2 separate regions of the Homo sapiens genome follow, and region 2 is linked to region 1. The links are chromatin loops, found by intact Hi-C in ENCODE. Cell type or tissue: ascending aorta. All regions are shown on one strand. Links, peaks and the distances in the headings refer to the core of each region. The heading gives the core; the rest is flanking DNA. Region 1 overlaps GAS2 (growth arrest specific 2). Region 2 overlaps ANO5 (anoctamin 5).

Region 1 (11,435 bases), core at 1,073-9,072:
TGTTTAGTCCACCTCTCTCAAATGATATGTGTTTTCTTATGACAAACTATGGCACAAATCTTCAGCTATGTGGATCCCTCAGCCACTTCCTTTTCTTTCTCCAGTAACCCACTGTGTGCAATGATATGTTCCTGCTTGCACAAATATCTTTAGTATTTCAGAATCTTACCTGCATATCCATATCACTTCATGTCAGTGAGAAACTATGAGTTTTCTGATAAACACCTTCCTGTGCCTTTTGTATTTTAAGCTAAAAAATGATGTTAAAGGAACACCAATATTCACTCCTCATTGATAAGTCTAACTTATATTTCCTAATTGTTTTCAATTCAGCTCAGCCTCCAGTGATGTGCTTGTTTGTAGAAGGGCCTCATATACAGAACCATTCCTAAGTTGCCAACACTTTGGTTTCATGAAGTCATCGCCTTATCTATAGTATATGTGTAGGGAGGCAAAGCTGGCAATAGTGTAACTCATTCTGATTCTGTTCATTCCTTCATTTGTCTTAAAAGCCCTCTTTTCTTGGTTCCAATATCTTTTAAGTTCACCCATATCTCTTTTCTGCCACTTTGTGATTCATTCTCCCTAGTATCTAGCCAGTTTATTATAGTGAGATCAGAAAAAGAAAATTAATTAATGTTAAAGTCACATTAGTGGCCTCCAGATTTTAAGATCTTTCCTCTTTCTTTTCCTGTATATTATGATTAACACATACACTTTAATGGAAATGGATATTCCATCTTTGGCCCATTAACTTCTAAAAGTAGTTGCGAAAAGCATGTCTGTCAGATCTTGAAGACCTCAGCACTGAGACCTGCAAACTGAGATGTGCTATCCATCTACACCATGGACCTGGTGGTAATCTCTGATGTCTGATGTCAGCACCTAAAAGGCTTGCCTCTCCCTTTATATTTTATTTTTGTCTATTTCTCCATTTAGAGACACCCCCATCCCCTCTACACCTTTTCTAGATCTTTAACTCAGTTTCACAAGAAATTCCATTATCCAGTCACTCAGTATCTTCACCATAAATTCATTCTCAAATCTCAAATTTACCATTTTTTTCTTCTCTGTCTATCCATTACCCAAACAGGTCTTCAGGAAGGGGATTTAATCTTGCCTAATCTATTCTTTTTCATTTTGAGTATTTGATCTCTGATAGCAGCTATTTTTGCTAGAATTTCTTCACCTTTGTGGTTTTGTTATCTATGCTCTCAGTGTTATTTTTATTTCTCCTCTGATGTCCATTTATATAGCTGTTTTATTTCCCAATTATCTTTGACACTCTGAAGCAAAAAACAGGTCTTCTCTGCATATGCTACATTTCAAATTTCTTATTACAATGCAATTTTAATAATCTATATTATCTATCTATATTTAATAATATATCTTTGTTAAGCTTATTCTAATAAAGGATGCTAAGAAAACATACTGAAAGCTGGGTGTGGTGGCTCACGCCTGTAATCCCAGCACTTTGGGAGGCCAAGATGGGCGGATCACTTGAGGGCAGGACTTCGAGACCAGCCTGGCCAACATGGTGAAACCCTGTCTCTACCAAAAATAACCTGGTGACTGAGCGAGACTCTGTCAAAAAAAAAAAAAAAAAAATAGAGAAGAAGAAAACATTGAGGATACTTTCAGCCGAGTCTTTGAGGGCAATAGGTTTTGTGAAAGTGTCCTCATTGGAGGAAATGATATGAGCATCAAAGAAAAGTAGGACATTGTTGGATGAAAAAGTATAAAAATGCTTTCCATCTGAGGGAAATCAGGTGCAGAGGGACAGAAATGTAAAGCAGCATGGCTCTGTACACAGCACTGAGTAGTTCACTATTTTTTTTATTATACTTTAAGTTTTAGGGTACATGTGCACAACGTGCAGGTTTGTTATACACAAATGCGAGAGGGATAGGAGAGGCCCGTCTGAACGCTATTGCAGTGGTCCAGGCTAAAGAGGGTTGACTGCACCAGGGGTGGTGTGGATGTTAGAATCCTTCTCTCAGTGTTCCAATTACCTCACTCTCATCCAATTTCCCACCAGATTTTTGCTCTCTTTTTTCCGGGATGCACTGCTGATTCACAGATGGAGATCATGCCATTGGCTGTAACATGTGTTAGGTAGGTAGAGTAGGTAGGGGTACACATAACCCATTTAACAGAGGAGAAAAGGGAGACAGAAGGAAAATGTGCTTACCAAATATGTTGTCTCTTTCTAATGACTTCCAGAACAGACCCGGAGAGCCATGTTTATGTATCATACCATGTTAGAAAAATAAACATACTTTCTCATAGCTAATGTGTTATAAGGAACCATTTACTTGTTTTATAACTCGGTCAGCATTCTGAAGTAAAATATATATCCGTATATCTCTCTATATAGAGAGATATATATTTCTTTTCTGCTAGTTTCAAAGACTACATTAAAAATACATATCATGGCCGGGCGCGGTGGCTCACGCCTCTAATCCCGGGACTTTGGGAGGCCAAGGCGGGCGGATCATGAGGTCAGGAGATCGCGACCATTCTGGTTAACGCGGTGAAACCCCGTCTCTACTAAAAAAAATACAAAAAAACTAGCCGGGTATGGTGGCGGGCGCCTGTAGTCCCAGCTACTCGGGAGGCTGAGGCAGGAGAATGGCGTGAACCCGGTAGGTGGAGCTTGCAGTGAGCCGAGATCACGCCACTGCACTTCAGCCTGGGCGACAGAGCAAGACTCTGCCTCAAAAAAAAAAAAAAAAAAAAAAGAATATATATATATATATATATATATATATATCTCATATGAGATACACACACATACACACACACACATATATATGTACATATATATGTGTATATGTGTATGTATGCCTATGTGTGTGTGTGTGTTTGTGTGTGTGTGTGTGTGTGTGTGTGTGTATATATATATATATATATATATGAAATCTAGGCATACTGCCCCAGGAAATTGAACTTTTTCTACTTCAGCCAATTAACTACTGACTAGCAATTGATTCCCAAAAGTATCTCCATCAAATTAGTGTCAATCCTGATAACAATGACATGGCATAGGATCTTGTACTTCTTCTCTATTACAGTAATGATCAAGATAATTATATATATAATTATATTTGAATTCTTTTCCCACTACATTGATCTACTTTGGGAAATTATAGGTAAATCATCAGTATTTCCCTAGTGATTGCCACAATTCCTGGCACATAGAGGGATTTAAAATATCTATTAAATGATAATTAATAATTACTGAGTAATTACCTAATTGGTAGACACTGTGATATGGACTTTAAATGCAATATCTCATTTAATTTTTATACTTATTTTGTGAAGGAAATACAATAATTATCTCCAGTTTATGGTTGAAGAAAATGGAATTTTAGATTTTAGTATTAATAGAGATAGTAAATTATTTAATCACAAAATTTAGTAAGTGGCAGAATTGAGATTCAAACTTATACTACTGACTATTATACGATGTTGTCTCTCTCAAATATATAAATGAGGGAATAAGTAATTAAATAGCTTGAATTTGCTGGCAATTCATGAAGCATCACATAAGCTCTGTCCCCAATTAGTACAAACCCTAGATTAATTAAAAATATAAAAATCACTTTTGATCTGTAATTACTATAGTGTGCTTTTTCTATCAGTGGTTCTCAACCCATGAGACATTTGACAATTTCTGCAGACCTTTTTGGTTCTCACAAGTAGGGGCAGGGATACAAGTGCTTACACTGGCATCTAATGGGTAAAGGCCAGCAACCCAGTGAAATCTCCTACAATACACAGGATAGCCCCAGGCCCCAAACAAGGAATCATCTCATTCAAAATATCAAGAGCCTGAGTTTGAAAAATCCTATTCTATATCATATGATTGTTCATATGAAGAAGTCAAATCATACTGAAACTTTTCCTGTCAAAGGAAGAAAAACATATTTTCTTCATATTCTAAATCTCAGTGATAATTTCTTGTTTCTCATGTCTCTTGGCCTCTCCTTTTGGTGTCACTTTTACTACCATGAGCTTAATTAACATGCAAGACTCACAATATAACATTTTACTATAACATAATAACAGTGCAAATAGAGCAGACGTAGTGCTACATTCCTTTTACTTGCAGAGCAGCATATCTTGCTTAAATACAAACTTAAGGAAACGCACACCATTTCATGTTGCAGAGGCACTCCGACACCTTTCAAAAAGATGAGCTACATGACAAGCAAGAAGCCAATAAACCATTCCACTTAAGCCAGCAGCTATTCAAAATTACATACTTTAAAAAGAAATGCGAACCAATAAACTAACACAAACATATCTCAACCATATTTAAGATCTCTTTCAAAAGAACTAACAAGATACCAAGCTGTTTTCCAACCCTGAATACCTGACATTGAAAGAAACTCCTAGCAAAATAGTAGTTATTGAATCTAAGCACTAGGTGGCAGCAGCACATTAAATGCGTGGGTTTGTCCCCGAATAAAAATGCAGTGCTGCATTGTTTAAATTCTATCAGAACTAAAGAAGCAAACGTGTTTTTCCCCCAACGCTTCTCACCAGTGACTCCAATGTATTTTACTGGGCTAAAAACTATTTAGCTGATCTTTTTTCTTTTTCTTTTTTCTTTTTTTTTCGGAATAAATCTACTTGTCACTCCAGCACATATGTTTCTCTGTGTGAAAGTAACAAATATTTAATGTGTATGTGTGTATGTATACACACATACACACAACAATTATGTATACATAACTATGTATATGTACATGCACTGCATATATCGCATATAATTGTATGTTATGCACATTAAATTGATAATAAATACTGAATAATAGGAACAACATTACTTTCTACTGAGCACTTTATCTCATTTAATGCTTCTAGTAACCTTATGAAGAAAAATATTTGCTTTCTCCCTTTGCAGTTTAATTGCCAAGGATCAGAGAGATTGAGCAACCTGTCCAGGGTCACACAGCATAAATAGCTACAGAGCCTGGATTTACGTCATACATTTCAGAAAACTCCAAGTCTGGGAGCTTTTTGAGAGCAGGAATCTTGTTTCATTAGTATCTATTCTCTCTCACCAAATATAGACAAATGCTCAAAAATGTATTATATCAGTTTTAAGAACAATTGTGTATTTTCATGGTGGTGAAGAAAAAGAATTCATGTGGGGAAATGAAAGTGATTATTGGGATGCATGTTAAGATGTGGATTATCAGGCCTCACTTCAGACAAATGAAATCAGAATTTCTTATGGAGGTAGTTTTCTAGAAGTTATCCATGTGATTCTAATATGCATTGTTCAGAATCTATAGGGTAGTGACTATGAGAATGAGATTTTAAGAAGTAGTAGAAGCCTTTCTCACTTCTTTCTGAAAAGTCCTCAAAAATAAAACTGAAAATACCTAACAGTGTGATATTTAGCACTGAAGGAGATACAAGTTTGCACTCACCAACACTGACAATGTCCTACCCATTTGCATCTACTTTTGTGGTCAATTTTGTAACTTCATTGTCAGAGACAGGTATCTATTTTTGTCTATTTCCACACAAGGCCAACATTCATAGAAGTAAACGGTAGATACAATTACAATCATTTCTGTACTACATTGCCGATTATCTTCTAGAAATTCAGCAAATTGTTCAAGACACGTCTTGAGATATGACTTATTACTAATACTATCCTATATTACTATTACTGAAAACCAGTCCTTGCATAGTGGACAGTGATAAGTTCTTTCTGCATGAATAAGTGGATAAACGCTTATCTATCCATACATAAGTAGATTAATGGACATAGGAGGACTTGTTAGGTAATGAGATATGCAGCTGATCTTATTGGTTAATCTTCAAAAACCCACTTCAAGACATTCTCAGTAATTTTTACCAGTATTTCTATCTGGCCAATTGTTTTCAAAAATAATAAAGATTGATGGTGACAGCTCGGATGAAGTTCATTTTCACAATTTTTTTTTATCCAACTCATGTAAATGTAAATCTATTTTCAAAAATAAAAGCCTGGTAAGCTTTGTGATTGTTTTAACAGAACTAAGGGACATAATTAAGAACATTTTAAGCTATTCTGAGGTGGATACCGCAGAAGCAGAATCTGTTTGTGGACAGATAGAACAATAAAAGGGTAGTTCTCTGCTTGGTTTGCTTTGGATTTTAACCAAAACTCCCCTTAGAAAACTAAGTCCTTTAGAAGGATTTATCCAAGAAGTATGCCTTGAATTTATTATATCCTTTCATGTTCAGAAACTGTTTCAGATAACTACATATTACTCACAGTCCATAGCATCATGAAGGTAATTTCTGAATGTGCCAATATGTTGACATCTTCCAGAATTATAATGCCAGTTCCCCGAAAAAAGTACAGCTATCTATGTTTACAGTTTTTGTCCTATACTCCCTTATAGACTTATAATCCTGAAGAGAGCGACAAGGAAGAGGACACTAGAAAACAATCTTTTCAACGAAAGTAGCATATATCTAGGACTTTGAATGGCAAGCAGCTTAGAGCAAAAAACCAAGTGCTGAAGATATAGTTTAAAAAAAAGGTAGAAACATGCTTAGCAAAGAGTCCCCCACAAAACTTGTAATCTGCATAAATTGTCAAGGCACAGCTGTGGAGGTGACAAGGGCATTTCCTGATTCCCAAGACATCAGCAAAGTCCTTTAATCAACACATACATTATTCTGTTCTGTATGTAATATTGTTCTTGAATATTAAGCAGCCAGTGATTCAGTACCATCTGGCACTTCCTGGTTAAGCACAGCTCTGATACAGTAAGAATGTGTCAAGAGTCCAGGAAAGCAGTTTCCAATGAGGACAATGCAACAGAGTGAATCAGACAGGCTAGGTAGGAGTGGGAGAAAAGACACACTCTTCCTTCACCCAGGATGAATGGAAAAAAGAGGAGGTGGTAGGGCATCAAATGCTTTGTGCCACTGACCTTCTTTTTCCATGCGGACTATAAAGATGCACTTTCTGAGTGCTATGGGGGGATTTTTGTTTTTGTTTTTTATCCCTCAGTAATGATGCAAAGTGTGGGAGAGTACATCGGGCTTAGATGACAAAACATCCACGACTCACACAGACCAAGCAAGCTGTTCTTGGCATTCAGAATCTCTACATTTGGAATATGTCTAGTGTGATGGAGGAACACTGGAATTTTTGCTATCCCTTTTCCTCTTTTTGTCCTCTAAGACTGAAGGTGTCCTTGCAATTTAACCACAGGATTGCCTGTGTCAGGTTTACTGGAACCTTCTGTAGCCATGCCAGAAGACGCAAAGTGGTCTTCAAATGAATCTAAACCATGACCTCAGATCTTATAGTTAAAAGCAACAATGAGTTGGGGAAACCAGGTAGAAAGAGAGACAGGAGAAATGTCTCAGAAATGAAAGTGAATGCCTCTACATAGGAATAGAAGAGGGAAGATACACAGAGGATTTAGGCTACTTATGAGAACATATTTGTAGGACTGGGTTTGATTCTGAGGCTCATATTGGAGGAACGACATAGTCATCTTGGAGCATATACAATAAATGTGCATAGGATGGTAAAAAACCTATGAAACCTTGCTTGTGGGGAAAGGCTGAGTGAGCAGCTACCATTTACATTGTGAGCAATGACTATTATATGCCAGGCTCTTAACGTATAATCACCTGGAAGGCAGTTATTTCTATATCCATTCTACAGATAATGAAATTTAGAGTCACAGAAGATTCATGCCTTGCCAACCAATACTATGTGTAGCAGACCTGGGGAGGTTGGTATATGGTAAGGAATATGAACTATCTGACCTAGAAAGTACCTTGAACTTTAGTTAACTTTACTAGTAACTTACTATCATCAATCCAAAGCTTTCCTTCTCATAGTTGAAGACACAGAACCCTTAAATGATATCATTACTTTCCCAAGATAGTTTATAACAGAAAATACAAACACAGAATCAGTTGAGTCTTGACTTCATTCAGCACTGCTTCCCATTTACAGATTCAACACTATTCCTATCAAACTACCAATCATTTTTCACACACATAGAAAAAGCTGAAATTCATATGAAACCAAAATGAGTCCAAATAGCCAAAGCAATCCTAAGCAAAAAGAACAATGCCAGAGGAACCATATTACCCAACTTCAAACTATACTACAAGGCTACAGTAACCAAAACAGCATGGTCCTGGTACAGAAACAGAACTATAGACCAATGGAACAGAACAGAGAACACAGAAATAAAGCCACACACGCACAATCAACTGATCTTTGACAAACTTGCCAAAAGTAAGCAATGGGGAAAAGACGCTAATTCAATAAACGCTGCTTGGATGGCTGGCTAAGCATACACAGAAGAACGAAACTGGACTCCTTCCTTACACATATACAAAAAAACACCCAAGGTGGATTAAAGACTTAAATATGTCTCAAACTGTAAAAATCCTACAAGAAAACCTAGGAAATATCCTTCTTGACATGGGGATTGGAGTAAAAACTCACAAATGGCAAAGGAAGAATTTCCCCTCCTCCCAAAGGGGTGCTAACTCAAAAAAAGTAAGTAAGTGGGATCCTTAAAGGGCCAGAGTGAGGCCCTATGCAGTTGTACAAACTACTTCAAAAGTCACTGGAAAACTTGGCCTGGGGAGTGGGGTAACAGGAACGAAAAGCATATGGCAAGTCATAAGGAGCCTTTGCAAAGAAATTATGGCTAAGTCCTCAAGAGCATTGCAATAAAAGCGAAAATTGATAAGTGGAACCAAATTAAACTAAAGAGCTTCTACGAAAGAAGAGAAACTATCAAGGAAGTAAACAGACATGCTACAGAATGGGAGAAAACATTCACAAGTTATGCCTCTGATAAAAGTGTGATATCCAGAATCTATAAAGAACTTAAAGAATTCAACAGGCAAAAAACAAATAGCCCCATTAAAAAGTGAACAAAAGACATGAATAGACACCTCTCAAAAGAAGACAAACAATGGCTAACAAACATGAAAAAATGCTCATCATCACTAATCATCAGAGAAATACAAATCAAAGCCACAATGAGATGCTATCTTGTACCAGTCAGAATGGCTTTGTTATGTCAAAAAGAAAAGGACGTTGGCAAGCCTGCAGAGAAAAGGGGACATTTACACACTGTTGGTGAGGTATGTAAATTAGTCCAGCCTCTGTAAAGACCAGTTTGGAGATTTCTCAATGAACTAAGAATTGAACCACTATTTGACCCAGCAATCCCAAGACTGGGTATGTACCTAAAGGAAAATAAATCATTCTACCAAAGGAACACATGCATGTGTATGTTCATTGCAGCACTATTCACAAGAGCAAAGACGTGGAATCAACCTAGGTGGCCATCAGTTGTAGATTGGATAAAGAAAATATGGTACATATATACCATGGTACGTAGACACTATACGGCCAAAAAAAAAAAAAAAAAAGAACAAAATCACATTATTATTATTATTTTTTTTTTTTTTGCAGCAACATGGATGCAGCTGGAGGCCATTACCCTAACCTAACTAACACAGGAATAGAAAACAACGTACTGTATTTTCTCACTTATAAGGGAGAGCTAAATTCTGGGTACATGTGGACATAAAGATGAGAACAATAGACACTGGGGACTACTAGAGGGGAAAAGGATGTGGGGGCAAGAGCTGAAAAACTCCCTGTTGGATACTATGCTTACTACCTGGATGATGGGTTCAAGTCATACCCCAACCTCAGCACTGGGCAATATAGCTTTGTAACAAACCTACACATATACTCTCTGATTCTAAAATAAAAGTTGAAAAAGAAAGAAAAAACACAGTACTTTCCAATTGGTTCACAACTAAGGAACCCCTTAACTTTATTTTTCTTTTAAACTTCTGGTTTCGAAAGAAAAATAATGATAATGATGCTACTACTGCTTCTGTTGCTGATGATAACTCTCCATCATTAAGAGGCTGTCCTCTCTAGCTCTCACAACAAATCTGTCTAATTAATACTATTAATCCCCTTTATATAGATGAGGGAATTCATTCCCACAATAGTTGCATAACTTACTCAAAGTGACAAAACAGTCAGTACCAGGGTTCCATCTTACAATTCCTTCCAATATTTGCATTATTTTTCACACACACAGTGCTGAAAGACTTTATCAGCAAATGTTATTCATTAGTAAATAACTTGGTCCCCATTTTAACTAATAAAAAACATATACATGAAATGCAGACCATCAACTGATTAGTATAAAGAAACAATTTTTATATTAATTTGGCCGAAAGCATGGTATCTGGTGAGTCCATGCAACATAGCCATTGGTAAAGGTTCAAGTTCCATTGTCTTTCTAAAACACTGAAATTAGCCTATGAATCCCAATTTTTATAAGCACAAGACCCAGGGATCTAGACAGTCCTAGAGGGGAACTGCTTTGTTACATTACAGTATCATAAAAAACAATTCCAAAAAATATAATATTTTTTGGACCTTATAATGTGTTACACCGAGTACCATAATAAACCTCAGGGAGTTTACCCACATTATCTTTAGCTCCAAACACAGACTAACAATTATGATTTTCTTTCAATCAAGGTTCCCAGTGAAAATCTATAAGTTGTTAAAGAGGTTACTAATCTCTTCCTATAGAAAGAAAGGCACCATAACCATGCAAGAGATCATGAGCACTGAACTTGTTTCTCTCAGAGAGAAAAATTACAAAAGAGAAATGATAGATGGTGCTTGCTAGAAATTTTAATTAAACCTGTGAATGAAAAGTCTGAATCAGGCTGAGTGGCAGCTGCACTCATACATGACCTGCTTCAGTAGCAGAGGCGGGAACATGTCAGGAAATAGATATTCTGTGAGAAAAGCCATAATACCCTTGAGTTTCATTTAATCTAACTCTCCACGTGGCCTAGTTCTGAAGGGCCTTCTAGGAGACCCCCCATCCCCACCTCAGTGAATAGCTCAGAATACAAAGAAATCTCCTCTTGGTTGCTAAGTGACCATAGAGTGTGGACCACAGGATGTCTGTAGTGTGTGTGGGCTGTCCCTTGTTTGCCAAAGGACAGCAGACTCTGCCACTCTGCAACTTCCGGTTTTGCTGCAGTAATTAAGCAAATTGTCTGCCTCTACTCTGATCTGCTTTTTTTCTCAGGTTCTCACCTCTTAATCTATCTAGTCTGGGGGGATGTTATGAGGTCAAATGCCCTAATTCAGAATGCTTTGCTTTGTAAATGGTCAAGATGCTGTGATTATCTTTTTAAAATTTATGAACCACATTTACTTTATCATACTTTTTGAAATTTACAGACATAGAAGGCTGATTGAATTTAATCCTGAATCTAGGATTAAGCTGTTTCCAAATCAATACATTTCATCAGAAAAACATTCTATTCCTTATAAAAGCCATCTTTTTCTCCATTTTTTTGCCTGAGACACAGAACCACCTTGGACC
Region 2 (11,435 bases), core at 1,850-9,849, 540 kb after region 1:
AGCAGCAATTTCTATAGTGGGTCAAGTCATGCTTTGAGGAGTAGAGTTTTCAGAGCCCAGCTTTAAAAACAGATTTTCCATAAAGCACCAGGTGAGAGGCAACTGTTATGTTTGAGTAGTTTTTGGAAAATATCGATTATCTGCTGCTATAAGGAAACATTCTGAAGGAAATGCCAGGGAAATAATAACAACAACTTCATTTGGCACAAGATAAAGATGTTTTCTCTATCTGGGCAACTCAGGTGCACTTACCTGCTTGTGTTATGTTCCATTGATAATAAGCCATAAATAAAACAAGCTAAGCCAACTACAGCTGCAAAGAATAGCATTTCTGTGTAAAATCCAAGAAAGACAAAATAGATACCAATTTTTTCTCCATAATAATTCCTGTGAAAAAGAGTAAAAACAGAATCAGAATATGGAAGAATGTTATAGTCTGGAGCCTTGATTTTGTATTCAGACAGGCATATATTCTAATTTTGGCTCCACTGCTTTCTAGACATGTAATTTTGGTGAAGTTACTCAACTCTCTAAACTTCAGTTTCCATATCATTATCATGTTTTAACACAAGATGGTGCTTATGCCATACTGCAAGGACTGATACAAGGATTAAAAGGGATAACAGATATAAGTAGAAAGCCAATTAAACGGAATTTAACTTTAAAATTTAAATAAGATAATTTGGAAAGCCTCTGTATTATAAAGAGAATTTAAATGGTTTTTAAATAAACTACAGAATATTCTACAATGTAATTTCTAGGAATGAACTTAACAAATCAAAACCATATCCAAAATCTGCATGGACTTTTGCTTTATCTCTCTAAAACTGAAAACATTTCTCTGACCGCATTGTAGATATACATTTCCATCTTTCTCCAAGTTTGAATCTTGGATGTTTACAGGATTGTGACATATGCAGCAGGCCAAGGAATTAAACATGACTACTTTAGCAAAAATTCTATGAAATATGCAGCCTAGCTCTTGGTTTTCAAAGAATTGAAAAGTGACAGCGTTTATCGGCACAACATTTTAATTCTCACAACCAAGTGTTTTGTTTTTAACTTAGTACCCATTTAGGAATGAGAGAAAGTAGTTTTCTCCTCCTCAGAAAGTCAGGTTTTCTTGTTGTTGTTGTTTAACCTGATTAATCTTCCTCCTTATTCATATAGATCCCAGCTCACCAAATCTGTGAGTCTTTCCACAGTTTCCTAGGCAGAAAGATGTGATACCTTTTGTGTTCTAGTAGCATGCCATATGATTCTGTGAAAGTACTTAATATTAAATTGTAATTTCTATATATGCTTAACAAGAACACATATCTGAACATAAAGGTTATAAACATTTTTTCTCAATGAGATTTTAAAATGTATTTATCATATTCAATATTAACTTTATTGAACATCCCATTCTTCATATTTCAACACTCTTAATATTAATAGGCATCTTTCTGTTTATCCTGTCTTTTTTCATTCTTTTCAGTGATGATGAACATTGTTGCATTGTTAATTTCCCTAATTTGGTTTTCCAGATCACTATAAACTTGAAATTAAATTATAATGCCATCATATTCCCTTGCTAATCTGCCATTCACAACTTCCTTAGCTTACTCAGAGTGAATGAACTTTTTCTCCCAGTTTTTTTCTGAAAAATGTAGAAATTATTGTAATAGTACATGACATCAAAATCAGAAAAAGTACAAAAATATATTTTATGAAATTTACTGTTTACCATGTCTATTTTTAATGTTTTAAAAATGGCAGAATCAATGTTATTAGAAATATAATATCAACATTATTGCTATAGACTTAACTTAAAAATTCTTTAAGTATTCATAAGGAAACTGGATATTTCAACAATCTTAGTTTTAAAGTACTACTTTTTTCTCCTTTTCAATTGTCACAAGTCTTATTCCTTGAGCATAAAAAACAAAATCCCTCAAGAACTCTAAACCTGTCAAAAAAAGAAATTGCTGAGAATTTACTAAATGAAATCAGGTAAGTATTTATTACATGTGGAAATATACAAATTATCTTACTAAACTTTGGACTTGGGTATCTAACAGTAACAGATTAACAACGAAATAATCTTTCAGGATCTCAGAAAGCAGGAGATATTTCTTAGATTTGCAATATGGTAAAAATGCATACATTATTGAAATCACATTTAATATTTAATTTAAACTATCTTGTTAGTCATAACTAAGAAAATAAGAGAAATCTAATAACATGAGACACTCTACAAAAGCTCAAATATAGGGAGAGCCTTCTTTTGAGTATTATTTTTTAGAAAAATATGCCATATATTTAAATCTATGATCTTTTTTAACCTGTCCATTTTAATTATTAGACTTTCAACTGATCTGTGGCACTGCACCATTTAACACAGCATCTGATAGGTAGATGTGTGTTAGATACTGTGTGAGGGGACTGCTCTCATTTTGTATTTCCAAGATGTAATATTTAGTTGAAGACATAGTAAATAATCAAAAGAATGATGATAGAATTAAATTGAATACAATCTTGATAAATCAATCAATGCAAACATTTTTTTCTAAAATGACTTATTTTTACAATGAATCCATAAACATCTGAGAAACTTAGCTTCAGTATTATCCTCACATTGTAATAACATTATCTGTACCACACATATATTTAGTCTATGCTATTTAGTATGTAGCAGTATTTCAATTTTGTTTCTAAGCATTAACATACAACATATGGATATCAAAAACAAATTACCTGAAGTGTAAGCTGGAAGGAAAAAAAAATGAGCTGATAGAGCTGATGTGCCAGTGATCAGTCTTCAACTTTATATGCTCCATCAGCCCATTTTTCTCAATCTTAGCATTGCCATTTTCCCCAAAAATATTATCTAATGTGACAAAACTATCTGTGCTCAAAAGGCAGAAAAACCACTTCCAGATATCTGGACATTAAAGTGATGTTTGGTATAGAGGTAACATGAAATATGTGAAATCTAGGAACTCAGATTCCTATAAACTGTATCTCTTTCTAGACACCCTATCATTCTGTCTTCCTTATTTTTGTCCTCCATATCCAATAATCCATTAGGGCCAATGAATTCTGTCATAAAAATATTTTTTCTAATTCATAGTCTCCTCTCCTTCCTGTTGTCAATGCCTTGAAAAGACCTCCAAAATTTATTGCTGGACAATTTTAACAGCCTTTACTTCCCTGAGTTCAATCTTATATCCATCTAAATTATCTTTTGTTTCCAATAAAATGATGTTTCTAAAGAAAAATTGAGCAATATCCTTTTCTTCCTTCAAAGCTTCATCTTTTTACTTCAGCATTGTTCTTCAGGATTTTGTTCCTGGTGAACATTCAAATCTTCTTTGCCAACACTCCTACTTGAAGAACTAAACAAACACACAATGCTCTTGTGTGTTCTCTTTGCCTGAGATATTCTTACCTAACTTCTTTCCCTACTATACTGCTACTTATCTTTCAAGACATAGTTCAAAAGCACTGTGAAGCTTTCCTAGAGGTTGTCATGAAGATAGGTGCTTTTCCCTCTGTATTTTGTTTGGAGTATTACTGTGCTGTAACTAATACGCATTTGTGTGTGTTCCTGCAAACAAATTCATGTTAGGAAACCACCATCTGATTATCTTTGTAGGCACAGTACCTTGCTTGATATGTAGTGATGCTTAATAAAGTCTCATTAAAAGAAATGTGTCAATTGTAATTATGCATATATGAATAAATTCTTTTCTTTTTTGCTTTTTTTTTTTTTTTTTTTTTTTGAAACAGGGTCTCACTCTGTTGTGCTAGGTTGTAGGGTAGTGGTGCGATCTCGGCTCATCGCAACCTCTGTTTCCCAGGTTCAAGCAATTCTCCTGCCTCAGCCTCCAAAGTAGCTGAGATTACAGTTGTGTGCGCCACCACGCTGGGGTAATTTTTGTAGTAGTAGTATTATTATTTTTTAGGTAGAAACGGGGTTTCACCATGTTGACCAGAATCGTCTCAAACTCCTGACCTAAAGTGATCTGCCTGCCTTGGCCTTCCAAAGTGCTGAGATTACAGGCAAATTCTTTCTATTTTAAGAATATTTTAACTTTTATCAAGTCTACCCACAAAACCTTTACTAAAACCCATGAAATCAACAAGGAGAGGAAAAACACCCAAACCCAATACAGGCCTTCAGTATCATGACAGAGAAAGTCATGATCCTCAAATTACCTGCAACTAAGGAAATAAAAACAACACCTGCTGCTACAAACCTAAGACACAGGAGAGAGGTGAAGATGTTTAAGAAATTATAGGGGAAAAATGTAAAGTAGGGTGGAAAACATAAAGAAACACAGCTAAAATAACCCTAGAGAAAAGTTTAACTAAATGCCCTAATGCAGAATATATGTTTGGATTTGGTCATTTATAATCTATAAGAAAGGATCTGAAAAGAGTGAGACTGGAAGTGGCAGCCTGAGATAAGCAATATTTCTTGAGAAGAATCAGATACAAAGAGAAGACTGGTACTCTTTGGAGGAGTGTCAGTAAACAGAAAAAAGAAAATAGGAGAGTTAGAATCTCGTAGAAATGAAAGAAATAGGCTGCGCAGGGCAAGGGAAGATGGGTGCCCACAGCTGTGAGACTCACAGGAAGCTTCAGGTCCAGCACACACAGAAACAGATTCTCCCTCACTCCCATTCACCAGGTTGAGCATCCCTCATCTGAAAATTCGAAACACAAAATTCTCCAAAATCTGAAACTTTTTGAGTGCCGACATGATGCCACAAGTAGAAAATGCTACCCCTGACCTCATGTGATGAGCCACAGTCAAAACACAGGCACACAATGAGAAAATGACATTTTTAACACTGCAGAAAGGTGTCTACAGACAACACATTGAGAATGTGTGATGGACTAACAGAGAGGGGCACTCTAGTGCTAGAAACTCTGTTTATAAATTAAAAACAAATTGAAATAGGTAGGCCACGTCCATAAAAAAACATGCAAAACAAAAGCAAAATCAGAAAATGTGAAGTAAATAATTTAGTCTGATAATTCTCCCCAAATAACATGAAATTGAATAATACTGTAATAAAAACCTAAAAACAGAGTGAACTCTTCTCAAATAAATATTTGCTGATACAAGAAAACCCCAGAAATATAAAAACTAAAAAAAGGAATAGAGAAGAGTGGAAAGATATAAAACAAAAATTGATTGAACTCCAGAGATAAGTAGAGCAAATTATAAATCATATCAGATCACATCAGAAGTAATACTGAAATTAGCAAGTAACAAAGGAAACACAGACACAGTGCCAGCGATCAGAGGGGTCTCCCCCAGGATCCCGAAGCATACCAGCAAGGAGAGAGGGTCATCTCTCTTTTCACCCCACCACAGAGCACTGCTGTGAATAGGCAGAAATACTGAAGCGCTGCGAGGCTGAGCCTATCTGCTGGCTCTTACTCCTAAGTGCCATCTACTGGATAGTAAACCAAATTACAACACCAAAAACATTCTGCCAATATACAAAACTGTGAAACCCAAGGCAAGAATCCAGCTACAAATAAAGACCCTGTACAGAGCCTTGGCTCTCTGAAAGCACCCAGTAATGAAGCCAATTGACTATACTCAACTTATACTACAATTAATGGAACACCAGCCCTCTCAGGCAAGAAAGATTCAGTGCAAGAACTCTGGAAATTCAAAAAGTCAGTGTCCCCTTACCTTCAAATGAGCTCCTCAGCAATGCTTCTTAACTAGATGGTAACAACAGAAATGACAGACATACAATTCAGAATGGAAAGGACACTCATCGAGATTCAAGAGAAAGTTAAAACCCAATCCAGTAATCCAGGAATCCAGTAAAACAATCTAAGAGCTGAAAGATGAAATAGCCATTTTAGGAAAAAACAAAACTGAACTTCTGGAATGGAAGCAATCACTACAAGGATTTTATAATACAACAGGAAGCATTAACAGCAGAATAGACCGAGCTGAGGAAAGCATCTCAGAGCTCAAAAACCAGTTCTTCAAATCAACTGAGCCAGACAAAAGTTAAAAAAAAAAAAAAAAGAACAAAACCTCCAAGAAATTTAGGATTACATAAAGAGACCAAACTTATGACTTATTGGCATTCCTGAGACAGGAAAGTAAACAACCTGGAAAAAGTGCTTGAGGATATAGTCTATAAAAATGTCCCCAATCTCACCAGAAATTGATATACAAATTTAAGAAAGATGGAGAACCCTGATGAGACACTATATCCCCAAGGCACATAGTCATCAGATTCACCAAGTTCAACACGAACAAAAAAATTTAAAGGCAGCTAGAAAGAAGAGTCAGATTACATCCAAATGGAAGCTCATCAGGCTAGCAGCAGACCTGTCAGCAGAAATCTTACAAGCCAGAAGAGATTGGAAGCCTATTTGTAGCATCCTTAAAGAAAAGAAATTCTAACCAAGAATTTCATATCTCATCAAACTAAGCTTCATAAGTGAAGGAGAAATACAATTCTTCTCAGACAAGCAAATTCTGAGATAATTTTTTACCACTAGACACGGCTTACAAGAGGTCCTTAAGAGAGTACTAAACATGGAATGAAAGAACAACACCTGCTATCACAAAACACACTTAAACACATAGCCCAAAGACACTATAAAGAGACTATACAATCAAGTCTACAAAACAACAAGCTAACGACATGATGACAAGATCAAAATCTCACATATCAATACTAACACTGGATGCTGAGATGCAAAAATCTATACACAAGATCAATGAAACCAAGTATTGGTTCTTCAAAAGAATAAATAAGACAGACCACCCTAGCTATATTAACAAAGAAAAAAAGGAGATCCAAATAAGTCCAATGAGAAATGACAATGATGATATTATAACTAATCCTACAGAAATCAAAAATCCTCCAATACTATTATGAAAAGTTCTATGCACATAAATTAGAAAATCTAGGAAATGAATAAATTCCTGGAAACACAAAAGCTCCCAAGATTAAACCAGGAAGAAAGTAAAAACCCAAACAGACCATTATAAGTTTTGAAATTTAATCATTAATTTAAAAATCTACCAATCAAAAAATGCCCTAGACCAGATGAATTCACACCCAAATACTAGCAGATAGAAATACAAAGAAGAACTTGTAACAACCCTGCTGAAACTATTCCAAAAACTCAAAAAGGAAAGGCTTCTCCATAACTCGTTCTATGAAACCAGCACCAGGCTGATACCAAAATCTGATAGAGACACAACAACAAAAAGACAATGTCAGGCCAATATCCCTGATGAATACAGACACAAAAGTTGTCAACAAAATACTAGAAAACCAAATCCAGGAGCACATCAAAAAGTTAATACATCCGATCAAACTGGCATTATTCCTGAGATGCAAGGCTGATTCAACAAGTGCAAATAAGTAAATGTGATTCACCACATAAATAGGATTAAGAGGAAAAACTATTAACATATGATCATCTCAATAAATGCAGAAAAAGCTTTTGATAAAATTCAGCATCCCTTTCCATTCATGATTAAAAAACCCTCAATAGTCTTGGTATTGAATGAACATACCTCAAAATAATAAGAGCCATCTATGATAAACCCACAACCAACATCATACTGAATGGGCAAAAGCTGGAATCATTCCCCTTGAGAAATGAAATAAAACAAAGATGCCCACTCTTACCACTCCTATTCAACATAGTGCTTAAGTCCTAGCCAGAGGAATCAGGCAAGAGAAAAAAAATAAAAGGCATCCAAATAGGACAAGAAGAAGTAAAGCTATCTCTCTTTGTTGCCAAATGATTCTACACCTAGAAAACCCTAAAGACTCCACCAAAAGTCTCCTAGATTTCATAAATGACAGATGAGAGAGTTCAGTAAAGTTTCAGGACCCAAAAGCAATGGACAAAAGTGAGTAGCTTTCTATATGGCAATAATGTTCAAGCTGAGAGTCAAATCAAGAACACAATCCCATTTTCAATAGCCACAAAAAATGAAATATCTAGGAATACAGCTAATCCAGGAGGTGAAAGATCTCTACAAGGAAAACTACAAAACACTGATGAAAGAAATCAGAGATGACACAAATAAATGGAACAACATTCCTTGTTCATGGATTGGAAGAATCAGTATCATTAAAATGGCCATACTGCCCAAAGCAATTTACAAATTCAATGTTATTCCTATCACACTACCAATGACATTTTTCACAGAATTAGAAAAAGCTATTCTAACATTAACATAGAACCATAAAAATGGCCAAATAGCCAAAGCAATCCTAACCAAAAAGAACACAACAAAGAACACAACTGGAAGCATCACACTACCTGGCTTCAAACTATGCTATAAGGCTATGGTAAGCAAAACAGCATGGTACTGGTAAGACACATAGACCAATGGAACTAAACAGAGAAAGCAGAAATGAAGCTGCACACCTCCCACCATCTGGTCTTCAACAAAGCTGATGAAAACAAGCAATGGGGAACGGATTCCGTATTCAATAAATGGTGCTGGGATAACTGACTAGCAATATACAGAAGAATAAAACTTGGACCCTTATCTTTCACCATATAGAAAAATAACTAAAGATGGAATAAAGTTTTAAATGTAAGACCTCAAACTATAAAAATCCTAGAAGAAAACCTAAGAAGTATCTTTCTCTACATCGGCCTGGGTAAATAATTTTTGGCTAAGTCACCAAAAGCAATTGCAACATCAAAAAATAATTGACAAGTGGGACCTAATTAAACTAAAGAGCTTCTGCACAGCAAAAGAAAGTATCAATAGAGTAGACAATCTACAGTATAGGGGAAAACATTCACAAACTACACATCCAACAAAGGTCTAATATCCAGAATCTATGAGGAACTCAAACAAGTCAACAAGCAGTATCCAAATAACCCCAATAAATAATTGGCAAAGGACATGAAGAGACACTTCTCAAAATACATACAAGCAGCCAACAAACATATGAAAAAATGCTCATCATCACTAATCCAGAGAAATGCAAATCAAAACCGCAATCAGATAACATCTCATACCAGTCAGAATGGCTATGATTAAAAAGTCAAGAAATATCAGATGGTGGTGAGATTTGGGAGAAAAGAGAACATTTATACACCGTTGATGGGAATGAAAATTAATTCAGCTGCTGTGGAAAACAGTTTGGAGCTTCTGCAAAGAACTTAAAACAGAGCTGCCATTTGACCCAACAATCTCATTACTGGGCATATGCTCAAAGCAATATAAATTGTTCTACCAAAAAGATGCACGCACCTATATGTCCATTGCAGCACTATTCACAATAGCAAAGACATGGTATCAACCTGGGTGACCATTAATGGTGGAGCAGATAAATAAAACGTGGTATATATAAACCACTTGTAAGTGGGAACTAAATATTGAATACACATAGACATAAGGATGACTACGATATACACTAGAGGAGGTAGTGTGGGAGAGGGGTGTGGGTTAAAAAACTCCCTATTTGTTACTATGCTCACTACTTGGGTGGCAGGATCTGCACCCCAAACCTCAGCATCGTGCAATATACCCACACAAAAAACATGCATGTATACCACTGAATCTAAAATTAAAAAGTTGAAATTATATAAAAAAATTGGGACAGCCTAATGTTTTTCAATAGAAAAACAAATAAATGAATTATGAAAAATTTATAATAAGGCATTCTGTGTTCCACTAAATAGTATCAGATAGATCTTTGTGTATTCATAGAAGGACATCAGTAATATACTATTTAGTGAATAAAGAAAAATATTAGCATGAAAGAGAAGAGAAAGATGCCATTGCTCTCAGAAAAAAAAATGTTTCTGCTTTTTTATGCAGGAACACAAAAATAGGACTAAATCAATATTATCCAAATCAAGCCTAGTTATTTTTGTGGAGTTTGATGAAGGTAGAATTTCACTTAAAACTTTGTTCATCTCTTAATTATTTGAAATGTTTTTGATAAATATTCTGGTTTTATAACTTAAAGTATTAAATGATTATTATTCAAAACAGTTAAAATAGCCATTCAAGAAAGAGTTTGCATGATTTATCAAAAGCCCCAGTTTATAAACTGACTAAGTGACATTAATTTTCCAAAATGTGTCCTCTAGTTTGACTTAAACATACTGTTGAGATAACATTTCAGTTGATTTGGATGGATCCATTCAAATCAGTCTCATGAAACAGATACTGTGATGCTGTGTAAGCATAGCAATGCAAGTATAAATCATCAAGGAAAAAACACTGCCTATAGTAGCAAGAGATCTCTAATCTAATAGTTCATTGAATAAAATCATATGTCTCCTAATATCTTGTATGCTTGTAGTATTGCTATGCTTTAAAGTGATAACCTGCAACCATAGTCTTCTTGCTTAGCTAATGAAACTATCTAAAGGATTGAGGTCATAGAACAAATGTCTTCACAGCTCACTGAGAGCACACACACACAAACATCCATACACAACCTTTGTCTTATGTTCCAAATTTCTGGACTCCAAGAGAAACAAAAACTAATATGTATTAAACACTAAGTGTTAGCCCCTATGCTAAAAAGTAGTAATATTGCTATTCCCGTTTTACAGATAGTATAGATATTATAACTAATGTGCTAAAAAGTAGTAATATTGTTATATCTATTTTCATAATGGTTAAGTAACTTGACCAAATTTATATAGCTTTCAAGAGACAGAACTTGGATTGGAATTCAGCCTAGCTAAATGCTAAGGTCTAACCTCCTAACCACCATACTATCGCTGTTGTCTTTCATCAGTTTAGCAACAACATTCTCCTAAATGAATTGCTAATTTATAGTGTAGATATGAAATCAAGAAGTTGTGAAATGTAGTGGGAGAAAATAGTAGTAAAAAAAATATTATGCCATTGTGAATAAAAATCACATTATCAAGTTTTAATTGGTCTGATCCTGTGTATGAAACTTACTTAATCAAGTCTAAAGGCTGCTCCTTGTAGAAATAGGAAAATCGAGCCCAATTCTGGTGAAGTGTGTATCTTTCATTGGTAGGATTGGGAGGTTCTGATGGCTTCCAATATTGGCCCTGCAGATATTCAAGAGGAGGGTACATAAAAGACGAAGCAAAAGACAAAGACGAAGTAAATAAACACTGCTGTTCTAAGAATGTTAGTAAACAAGGGTATGTTTTCTTTTACTTTTAGATTTCATATTCAATTGATGTGAAATTATTTCATAAACTAATAATATTTATTTATTAAATTATCACACAAAGCTATCTCAAAATGCAAGTAAAAGTATAAGACTTTGGCTTTACTCAAGCTATTCTTTCACCTGGAATGCCCTTTCTTCTCTACTCAAATCCTAATATAATATTCACGGCCCAGAGAGCCATATCACTATACAGCTGGATAGGACTTTAGAAATGGGCTAACACTTTTTTTTATAGATGAAAAAATTAAACTT

Evidence for each region. Peaks named below come from ENCODE experiments on the same cell type or tissue, not always from the same donor. Only the 100,000 strongest peaks of a DNase experiment are listed, where the experiment ranks them.
Region 2: it touches region 1 in a loop (8-fold over the local background); 22 of 110 quality-filtered maps call a loop at or near these places.

Annotation. Positions count from the first base shown.
Region 1 is chr11:22,780,764-22,792,198 of GRCh38, reverse strand. The region is part of intron 7 of GAS2 (growth arrest specific 2); the gene reads right to left. Among named protein-coding and RNA genes, the nearest start is that of LINC02718, 43 kb to the left of the region's middle. RefSeq lists enhancers at 1-104, 10,848-10,897, 10,928-10,977 and a silencer at 4,302-4,596. In ascending aorta, for the core only: a CTCF peak has its summit at 4,425 (motif pointing right); no DNase peak of the experiment used is centred there.
Region 2 is chr11:22,239,189-22,250,623 of GRCh38, reverse strand. ANO5 (anoctamin 5) reads right to left here. Exons shown (of 22, transcript NM_213599.3): 9 at 10,940-11,055; 10 at 253-387. Among named protein-coding and RNA genes, the nearest start is that of ANO5, 52 kb to the right of the region's middle. In ascending aorta, for the core only: a CTCF peak has its summit at 5,463 (motif pointing left); a DNase peak (open chromatin) is centred at 5,403.